Linked DNA regions of Homo sapiens: region 2 is linked to region 1. Evidence: read pairs that join two places in POLR2A ChIA-PET (ENCODE). Cell type or tissue: MCF 10A. All regions are shown on one strand.

Evidence for each region. Peaks named below come from ENCODE experiments on the same cell type or tissue, not always from the same donor. Only the 100,000 strongest peaks of a DNase experiment are listed, where the experiment ranks them.
Region 2: POLR2A ChIA-PET joins it to region 1 with 5 read pairs; 2 of 35 experiments call an interaction of 5 or more read pairs at or near these places.

The regions. Positions count from the first base shown.
Region 1 is chr18:61,949,641-61,954,640 of GRCh38, forward strand. No RefSeq gene overlaps it. Among named protein-coding and RNA genes, the nearest start is that of RNF152, 59 kb to the left of the region's middle. In MCF 10A, no CTCF peak of the experiment used is centred here; DNase peaks (open chromatin) are centred at 511 and 2,841.
Region 2 is chr18:62,070,310-62,075,309 of GRCh38, forward strand. It overlaps PIGN (phosphatidylinositol glycan anchor biosynthesis class N), which reads right to left. Exons shown (of 31, transcript NM_176787.5): 29 at 4,470-4,512; 30 at 2,364-2,416. Among named protein-coding and RNA genes, the nearest start is that of PIGN, 110 kb to the right of the region's middle. In MCF 10A, no CTCF peak of the experiment used is centred here; no DNase peak of the experiment used is centred here.

The DNA.
Region 1 (5,000 bases):
AAAGGCAAGTGGCAGATCCCCATTCCCTGCCCTACCCTCACTCCCCCCGTGCCTGAATAGGCCCAATACTGCCCAGGGCTGCTTGTTGTCCCTCATGAGCGGTGGTGGTCCCACTGCTCATCTGGCCCATGGTTCCCCCGTATGGAAATTCTGGGACACAGCCAGGGTGCCCACTTCTCTCTGTGCTCACCCAGCTCATCCAGTCTGTGTTTTTCCCTCCTTTTGACCAAAATACTGCAGTGAGATTGCCATCAAGATGAGACGGATGTGTTCTGGCATCTCCCGACCACCTCTGTCCCCCTCACCATTCCCCTTCGGAAATACACGTCCCCAGCCTGATGCAGTCTGACCTGCAGTCACTCCCTGCTTCTGACTCCGCAGCAACCCCGGGAACGTTTCCCACCCACTTTGCTGTCTGCTTTGTTCCATTCCTTTTTCTTGGTTAATCACAACATCCATGCTCGTTTGTGCCCTGTTTATGAGTCACTATACGTGCTGGAACCTGAATTGAAACTGGAATGCAAAACCCTTGAGCCAAATCATGACGGGAGTCTGACCTCGGCTCTCCTAGCTCATCCCTGGGCAGCCCCAAAGCCTGTCCTTCTCCCTGTCTCTCTCACCCGTGAGGGCAGCTCTCTGATTTGATATGGGCTTTCAGTTATTAGGTTTCACTCTGGGTGTGTCTAACAATACTAGGATGCTATCGGTTTATTAGGCATTGGAATTGGGATGCTTAAGCAAAACAGGGAGAAACGTGGAGACATCTTTGGCCAAGCTCAGATGCAAAACTGTATTGAGAGATAAGCACTATTACGGGTTTCCTCTTCAGTGTGGTGACATTTTTAAATGGGAGCAGAGGAATTTTTTCCATTTGTTTCCTTCTATTAACAACATCCCTTATAACATTCCTGAGATCTCAGGGAAACGGTCACCCATGTTTTAGTTTTGTCTCATACTATATAAATTAGAAGCAAAGTAAATTTCTGCATGTGTACTCCCCTGAGACCAGACAATGTTCCCTGAAACCTGGCATGCACCTTCAGAGCCCTGGCACTGGGTGTGAATTTCAAAACCATATTTTTCTCTCCAAATAATTGTCCTTGTCCATGCTCAGTCAGGTGTTTCCTCACATAAATCCCTAGGCTTCAATTAAAATCCAAACAGAAAGGAACTGCTACTCATTTTTTAACCATTTAAATAGAATAGCTTTCTGCATCCACATTAATTCTTTTTATAGGCTATGAAGGGTCTATATGTACTATGATTTCTTTATTTGTATTAGAGTTTTATATTTGCAAAAATAATTTATGTTGTTTAATTCATCAGCCCTTATGGTACCTTTGAAAGAGCAGAATTATACTCCCATTTCAGAGGCAAAAAAGTACAAATCAAGGTCATGTCTGAGAAAGCCTTTAAGAACTCAAGGATTACGTTTCCAGTTTGTGTCTTCGTTTGTAAGTTTTTCCAAATCCTTTGGTTCCATGACCACTGTCTTCCCATCAGCCACCCAAAACATTGTTGGGAATGTCCTTCACTGTGACTCCGTGGATGCCAAAGGAGCAGTGATCCTACAGAAAGTCCAGTGTTCCTTCATGTGGCCCTTGAGGTTCCTGGAGAGAAAACCCTGGAATGCTTCAGGGTTTCAACTGTTGGAAACTCTTCCTGCTTTTCATTCCTCTAATTGCTTACAGTCCCTAAAACCTCAAACGCTTATTTCTTTTTGTCCCCTAATGGTTCTCATAACAGCAGCAGTGGACCAGAGCTGTCTAGTTGTAAGAATAAAAATTTTCTGGATCCAGGGCTGGAATTGTTAGGGAGGACTGTGGTGACGCATTCTGCATTTCCTTTTTTGGAAACAGAGTCTAGCTCTGTCTCCCAGGCTAGAGTGCAGTGGCGCGATCTTGGCTTACTGAAGCCTCCACCTCCCGGGTTCAAGCGATTCTCCTGCCTCAGCCTCCAGAGTAGCTGGGATTACAGGAGCTCACCACCATGCCCAGCTAGTTGGTTCAGGGTTTTCCATGGTGATTGGCCCCATCTCCGGCACTACCCCAATGTAGTTACACTGCTGTCAGCAACACATTCAGTAGGTCAGAGTTTTAGGGCCTCCTTCAATGTCAAAAGCCAATTCTTTTTGCCACTTACCTATTACCCAGGAAAATGAAAGGATTCATGCTGCTTACTGTTTCTTCTGTATGGTTAAATGTAAGAGACATGGGGCATTTGCTTGGAGACACATGGACATTTATTTCAACTTCAGGATGTCGCTGAGTTCCACTGAAAACATTCTCTTGGGGTGAATTAAAAAAAAAAAAACCCTTCCAGGGTTGTTGATGCTAACATTACAATGGCCTTAAACATGCTACAGTTCCTGGACTAAGGAGGATCTTACCAATGCTACTCAGGCATGACATTGCCTTAGACAGCCAATCACCTTGTTTCCTAATTAGATAAGGGCCTACACATTATTTTGTGAGAGAGAGACCAAAATTCTATCAGCCATAAAGTAGGCTGGAGAAATCCCAAATCCTTTTTCTACCTTGTCACTTCGTTGCAAGACATTACCTACCGCTATTCCAATCACTAATTGGTGCTTTCTGCTATACAACAAATGAGCTAAAACTTCTGAGTTGGTTTCATTTCCTTTAAATTCTGCTCATTACTAAGAAGTACCAAACCTCAAGCTTATTAAAACCAGAGTGTGGGCTGCTTATCACCAGGGGCTATGTCCTTTCACTGTAAGAGAACTCAATTTGCATCTTCTGGGATTTTCCCTCACCTCCTCCGGGGAGCTTAAGCGAGTCTCCGCAAGCCTCACTGGAGGCCTTGTTACAGTCAGCTCACCAGAGACAGGGAGCAGACAGCATTTTTACCCACGGATCCATGAATCATCACCACCACACATTCTCAGCAGCAAAACTGGGCTTTCCACTACCTGAGGCTGTCTCTTAAATACAAACAATTCTCCACTCATAAACAGTGCCTTTTCAAGCAATTGTTAGAAATGCGGAATGTGGCTGAGCTAGGTGGCTCATGCCTGTAATCCCAGCACTTTGGGAGGCTGAGGCGGGTGGATCACCCGAGGTCAGGCATTCGAGATCAGCCTGGCCAACATAACAAAACCCCATCTCTACTAAAAATACAAAAATTAACCGGGCGTGGTAGCAGATGCCTGTAATCCCAGCTACTCGGGAGGCTGAGGCAGAAGAATTGCTTGAACCTGGGAGGCGGAGCTTGCAGTGAGCCAAGATCGTGCCACTGCACTCCAGCCTGGGAGACAGAGTGAGACTCCACCTCAAAAAAAGAAAAGAAAGGAAGGAAGGAAGGAAGGAAGGAAGGAAGGAAGGAAGGAAGGAAGGAAGGAAGGAAGAGGGAAGGAAGGAAGGAAGGAAAGAGAGAGAGAGAAAGAAAGAAAGAAAGAAAGAAAGAAAGAAAGAAAGAAAGAAAGAAAGAAAGAAAGAAAGAAAGAAAGAGAAAGAAATGCAGAATGCATCACCACAGTCCTCCCTAACAATTCTGGCTCTGGATCCAGAAAATTCTTATTCTTACAACTAGACAGCTCTGGTCCACTGCTGCTGTTGTGAGAACCATTAGGGGACAAAAACATAAATAAGCATTTGAGGTTTTGGAGACTGTAAGCAATTAGAGGAATGAAAAGCAGGAAGAGTTTCCGGCAGTTGAAACCAGGAGAGAAGCAGCAGTGAGAAATATTCTGCCTGCACACTGAATGACTGGATGGGCCAACATGATCCTCTCTCACTCTGCCTAGAAATATTCACGCTCTGTTGTTAACCTGTTGTAAAGAAGCTGCTCCCCCTCGCACCTGGGACACCCTGCACATGTCCACATAAGTCCTGCAGGCAGAGGAGACTTGAGTCGCAGCTCCTCTGAGCCTGCAGAGCTACTTACGGCCCTCCCTGGAAGGCCCTCTCCCCTTCCCTGCCTGTCTCTTCTGGGAGGCTGTTAGAAGGTTAATTCCCATCATATCCCAGGTTGTGAAGAAGAATGAGGTTTCCTTCCTTGCCCTCTTGAGAAAAAAAAACTGCAGATGATGAACCTGCTTAGCTGCCGTCTAAGACTGGGCTCTTGGCAACAGGGTTCCTCCCAACTCAAGCTGCTGTCATGGTTCCTCCTGCCTTGGTGTCCTGCTCTGTCACATGTGGGAAAAGGACCGTGGGGAACTGGCACTTTGGTGGGTCTTTCCTTTCTCTCTAGGTAAGCAATACACTGAGAGTGTCTCATTGCACTTTTACCGTCCAATCAGTCAGAACTTGGCCTTAACGGCTCCTGTGCCTGACACATGTTGGTTATTTAAGATCCATTTCGGTAAGAGGTAATTCTTTTGAAAATCCAAATAATTATAGGACCACCATGGTTAACTTTTTGGCAGGAAGAGGAGCAGTTCATAGAGCCCTCTGTGCACACTTTCCCTCAGAAAAACATAACTGCACAAATATTTGTATACATTTTGTAGAAGGGTATATACATACTCCATGGACCTCAGGCAGAAACCTCTGCTGTCAAGGGATTTAGGTCCAACCAATTACTCAAGCCATGAAATAAAATAGTATTATCAGATTGATGTTCTCTTATTTATGAGGCACCATGCTAAGCAGTTGAGTTGCAGCAATGGACAAAGACTGCCTGTCCTCATGGAACATATGACTGGCCTTCCCAGTGCAAAAGGCAGACACTAATCATACAGTCGCAGACATCAACACAAAGTGCAGCTGCAGGAAGTCAACAGGAGGGGTGCATGGTACCATGAGGGCTTACAGGAGGATCTGAACCAGCCAGAGAGACCAGAAAAGCATGCCCTAAGAAAATGTGATTGAGCTGAAAGCGGGAGGGTGGCAAAAGCAGAGAGGGCCACATGTGCCAAGGTCCTGTGGCAGATGGCACCAGGGAATCTGCTGGAAGGGGGCCCATGTGGCTGGGTTTCAGGGAGCAAGGGACAGTGTGGATGAGAAAAGGCAGGAGAGGTGTGTGAGGGGCAGCCACAC
Region 2 (5,000 bases), 120 kb after region 1:
ATCTAAACTTTCCCTAAACTTTCAAGTATAAGAGACAAATGAAAACCAAATCAATTTTCTATGGAGTACCTTTTACGTACCAAGCACGTATGGCATGTAAGAGATTCAAATCCAATCCTGGATCTGAGAGCATCCACAGTCTATTGGGAGAGGCAGATATGTACATAAATAACCAGGCAGTACATGCCAGGAGTTGCCTAAGAGGTATCAACAGAGGGAAGAGGATGTTTAACACATGGTGTCTCCTGCAAACCCATACAATTCCTGGCAACACAAAGTGATGAATGAATATTGACTAAATGAAATAAAATCAGTATACAAAAATGTATTCTGTCTCAGAATGCATTTGGAGAAGAAAAGGCAAAAGGGTCAATTTTGCTTTCTTCTTCTCAAAGAAAAGAAATTTAACAGGTTATGGCAATCATTGAAATTTAAATCACAATAAAAAGGAACCTGACTTTTTGTTCAGATTATACTTTATTTTTAATTAACTAATTAATTAATTTTTTTTTGATATGGGATATCACTCTGTGGCCCAGGCTGGAGTGCAGTGGCCCAGTCATGGCTCACTAAACTCTTTTGACCTCCCAGGCTCAAGCACTTTTTCTGCCTTAGCCTCCTGAGTAGCTGAGACTACAGGCATGGGCCACTGCACTCGGGTAATTTTTTTTTTGCTTTTTGTAGAAACAGGGTCTCACTATGTTTCCCAGGCTGGTCTCAAACTCCTGGGCTCAAGCAGTCCTCCCACCTCGGCCTCCCAAAGTGCTAGGATTACAGGCGTGGGCCACTGTTCCTGACCTCAAATTACACTTTAAATAGTTATCACATGTTAAAAGGTTACCATATTAAAGATTCTAAGAGGCAGATAATGATCACATGAAATTTAAACCACCATATAAAATTCATACTGCAACCGGAACAACCTCATTTTTCTAAACAGAGATGAGAGATTAAGAAAACACACTAGGACTCTGGAATGATCAACTTTGAAACCGCGGATTCAAGCAGTTTATCTTGCATCTTCTGCTGCCCTTTAGTTCTCTCTAGACTTAACATCTATCATCCTCCCCACAGCATTCCATGTAAACATTTGCTAATGTGCTAATGCCAAGAATTGGAAAGATGTCTCATTTCCAGGGGCTTAAAATAATTGCTAATTGCTGCGCTTACCTCAAAATCATATGGGCACCTTCTATACTAAGATACTAAGTTTTAATTTTTTTTTACTGCACTATTAAGAACTTCTGCGTGAGTGTAGTCATGCACCACATAATGATGTTTTAGTCAACAATGGACTGCATATACATGGTGGTCCCATAAGATGATAACAGACCTAGTGATAGCGCAGTGTCTTTGCAGCACAAAGCATTACTCTCGCTTGTTTGTGGTGATGCTGGTGTGAACAAACCTACTGCACTGCCAGTCCTATAAAAGTCTGGCACACACAATTATGTACAGTACATAATATCTGATAATGACAATAAACAACTGTTACCAGTATCTACATTTACTATACCATATTTTTCATCGTTTTTTAGACTGTACTCCTTTTCCATATATATATATATATATATATATATATATATATATATATATATATAAATTTAACTGTAAAATATCCTCAGGCAGGTCCTTCAGGAGGTATTCTAGAAAGCACTGTTGTCATAGATGACAGCTCCATGCATGTTATTGCCTGTGAACACCTTCCAGTGGGACAAGATGTGGAAATAAAAATCCTGACCCTCTGTAGGCCTAGGTGAATGTGTGTGTGTGTGTATCTTAGTTTTTATCAAAAAAGTTTAAAAAGTAAAAAAAAGTGATTTTAAAATATTAAATTAAAATATTAATTTTAAAATAGAAAAGAGCTTAGAGAATAGGGATATAAAGAAAGAAAAGGTTTTTGTATAGCTATATAATGTGTTTGTGTGTTTAAGCTAAGTGTTATTATAAAGTCAAAAAGTTAAGAACCTTATAAAGTAAAAAAGGTTACTGTAATAACTCACTGACTCACCCAGAACAACTTCCAGTCCTGCAAGCTCCATTCATGGTAAGTGTCCTAGATAGGTATACCAGTTAAAAAATCTTTTACACTGAATTTTTTACTATACCTTTTCTATGTGTAGATACATAAATACTTACCATTGGGTTACAATTGCCTACAGTATTCAGTATGATAACATGCTGTACAGGTTTATAGTCTAGGAGCAATAGGCTGTACCATATCCTAGGTGTGTTGTAGGCTACACCATCTAGGTTTGTGTGAATATACTCTGTGATGTTTGCACAGTGAAGAAATTGCCTAACAATATATTTCTCAGAACTTATCCCTGTTGTTAAGCAATGCATGACCATATATACTATACCTTGTCCCAATATCAAGCCAGCTGCCATAATCCTTGACCAAGAAGAAAAAATGCTGTAAAAAAAAAAAAAGGCTTAATGAAAAACAAAGCTATTTAGATTCAGTCTAAAAACAAAGCTATTTTAGGACTGTATGTTTCAGATTTCTGACTCTAAGAATCACTATCTGACTGTAATCAACAAGAATATGTCATTTACTGAAACTTTTGCTTGGATTAGAATTAGCAGTAGTCTAAAATCCAGAAATAGAATTATCAATCAAATGAACACAAAAGTGACATTTCTGAATAATTAGAAATAAAGAAGAACAAGCCAACATCAATAAAAAAAACTAGATAATACTAAAGATGTCAGTGGAAAGAAGCCACGTCATCCATCTACCAACAAATATTTACTGTACTGACTACCTACTGTGTGCCGATCACTGTCTTAGGTGCTGGAGATAAACTCCTCCTCACAAGGCATAGGCTGTAGTAAATAATTCCATCAAATTATCAGGGGTGTGTGTGTGTGTGTGTGTGTGTGTGTGTGTGTAAGGGGGGGATGGAGGGAGTGTTATCATTGGAAAATATAGGCAATTATAGAAACAGAGGAAGGGGTTCATACCCTGATTAGAATGGAAGGGAAGGCTTCCCATTGCAAGGTGAAATCTAAGTAAAAAGTAGGAGTCAGATGAAAGGAGGTTTGGATAGAAAGAAGTTTCTGGCAGAGGGAATAGCCTATATATACATCAAGAGTCCAGAGAGAGCTTGGTAGTGTCAAAGGGAGGATGGTGTAGAGAAAACAAGGATGGAGAGGTAAGAGAAGATGTCAATCAAATGAGCAGAAGTTATATCACAAATGGCTGTTCAAGTCAATTTATGCAATCTTTTTTATACAAAATTAATCAGAATTTCAATCCTCTTCTATTAATATGTCTGTTTGTCACTTTGCACAAAACTGAAAGCTGATTTGCTCTCACATTATGTGTGGTCAGTTTCAGAAATACAATGAATAATGGTTCACCACCACACAAAAGTACTCTCATCTAAACCGAGTGACTAGGAATCTGATTTGGGAAGCTACCCTTATTAGTATTCCTAGTTACTTCTGGCATGGGATGTTATATGGTGACAAATTAACCTTACCCAAAAAGACCGCTGGTGTTCATTCTCAGCTACTGGGAGGCAATTTCTGGGCCCTTGGAATGTCATGGAATGTCATGCCTCATAGAAGGTTCTGCCTGAGGGCTTGGCCACTGGACAGTCTAATAATGTGATATATGATGAGGGCTTTGGGCCATATTACCAGCTGTATCCCCAGAAGGGATTAAAGGTCAGCCAGGTAGGCAGTATGTGATCAAGCCCCACTAAAAAGTCTGGACAACAAAGCTTAGGTAAGCCTGGTTGGCAATACTCCATGTGTACTGTCACACATCAATAGTGGGAGGGTAATGCTGTCCTGATTCCACAGGGAGAAACAGAAGCTTGGCATTTGGTGTCCTGGACTCTGCCCTATGCACTGGAATAAACTGTAACTGAATATAACAGCATTCAGTGATTTCAGTGAATTCTAGTGAATTACTAAAGCTGAGGGTGGTCTTGGGAACTCCCCAAAGTTGTAGACATAAAATAGGTTCCTCTTTTTGTTAATGAGAGAGGCCTACCTACATACATCAGAACTCATTTATTGCAGCTACGTCTTGATTAACATCTTCCCAACAGAAAAGCTGTATTTCCTGTTTCCTTCCTTCCTTCCCTCCCTCTTTTCCTTTCATTTTTAATCTGAGAGAAGGGTTAAAAATCAACATTTCAGTAGAAAAATGATGTATTATCTAAATTTAAAGTTAGCTTTTTCTGCTAATTTTCTTTGGAAGGTTCATTTCAGATACAAAGCAACATGGAAGACGAGGTATGACAAATTCAAGTAGTAAGACTTTTGACACCTGAAGAAGAGCACACATCCTGCATAACTAATATAAAAGAACATAATTTATTGTGTAAATTATGCCAGCACTTACAACTCAACATCTAAAGATTTCACGTACCAAAATGCATTCATATTTCTCTTTATTAAATTAACCCAGGACTCTTAATCTAATTTATATGGACTACCCAGTAATGCCTTACCAAAGCCATAATGTCTGATATGACGAGAACAATGAGAAAAAGGCTGGAAAAAAAAAGAAGGAAAAATTACATCTAATACAACAGGTGCATTTTTCAAGCTCATTAAAATCCAAGTGAGACTAGGCAAATAACCTAGTATTGTTGGTATTTTTGCTTCTGAAAATACAACTTTCAAAGGTTCTTTTCATATTATCATGGGTGACCATACCATAGAGATGAGCTGGACTGTAAAATGTGTTATTAAGTGCTCTGAATATTTATTTCAGTAAAATGAAAGGGACATACATTATGATTTTCAAAACTAAACTTTTGAGGTAATTGTTAACTAATATGCAATTTCAAGAAATAATACAGAGGGATCCTCTGTACCCTTTACCCAGTTTCCCCCAGTGGGAAGATCTTGTAAAACCATAGTATAATATCCCAAGCAGGACAATGACACTGATACTGTCAAGGTAAAGAGTGTTCCCATCAGCACAAAGATCTCTCATGATGCCATTTTATAGCCACATCTGTCCTCCCCTCACCATC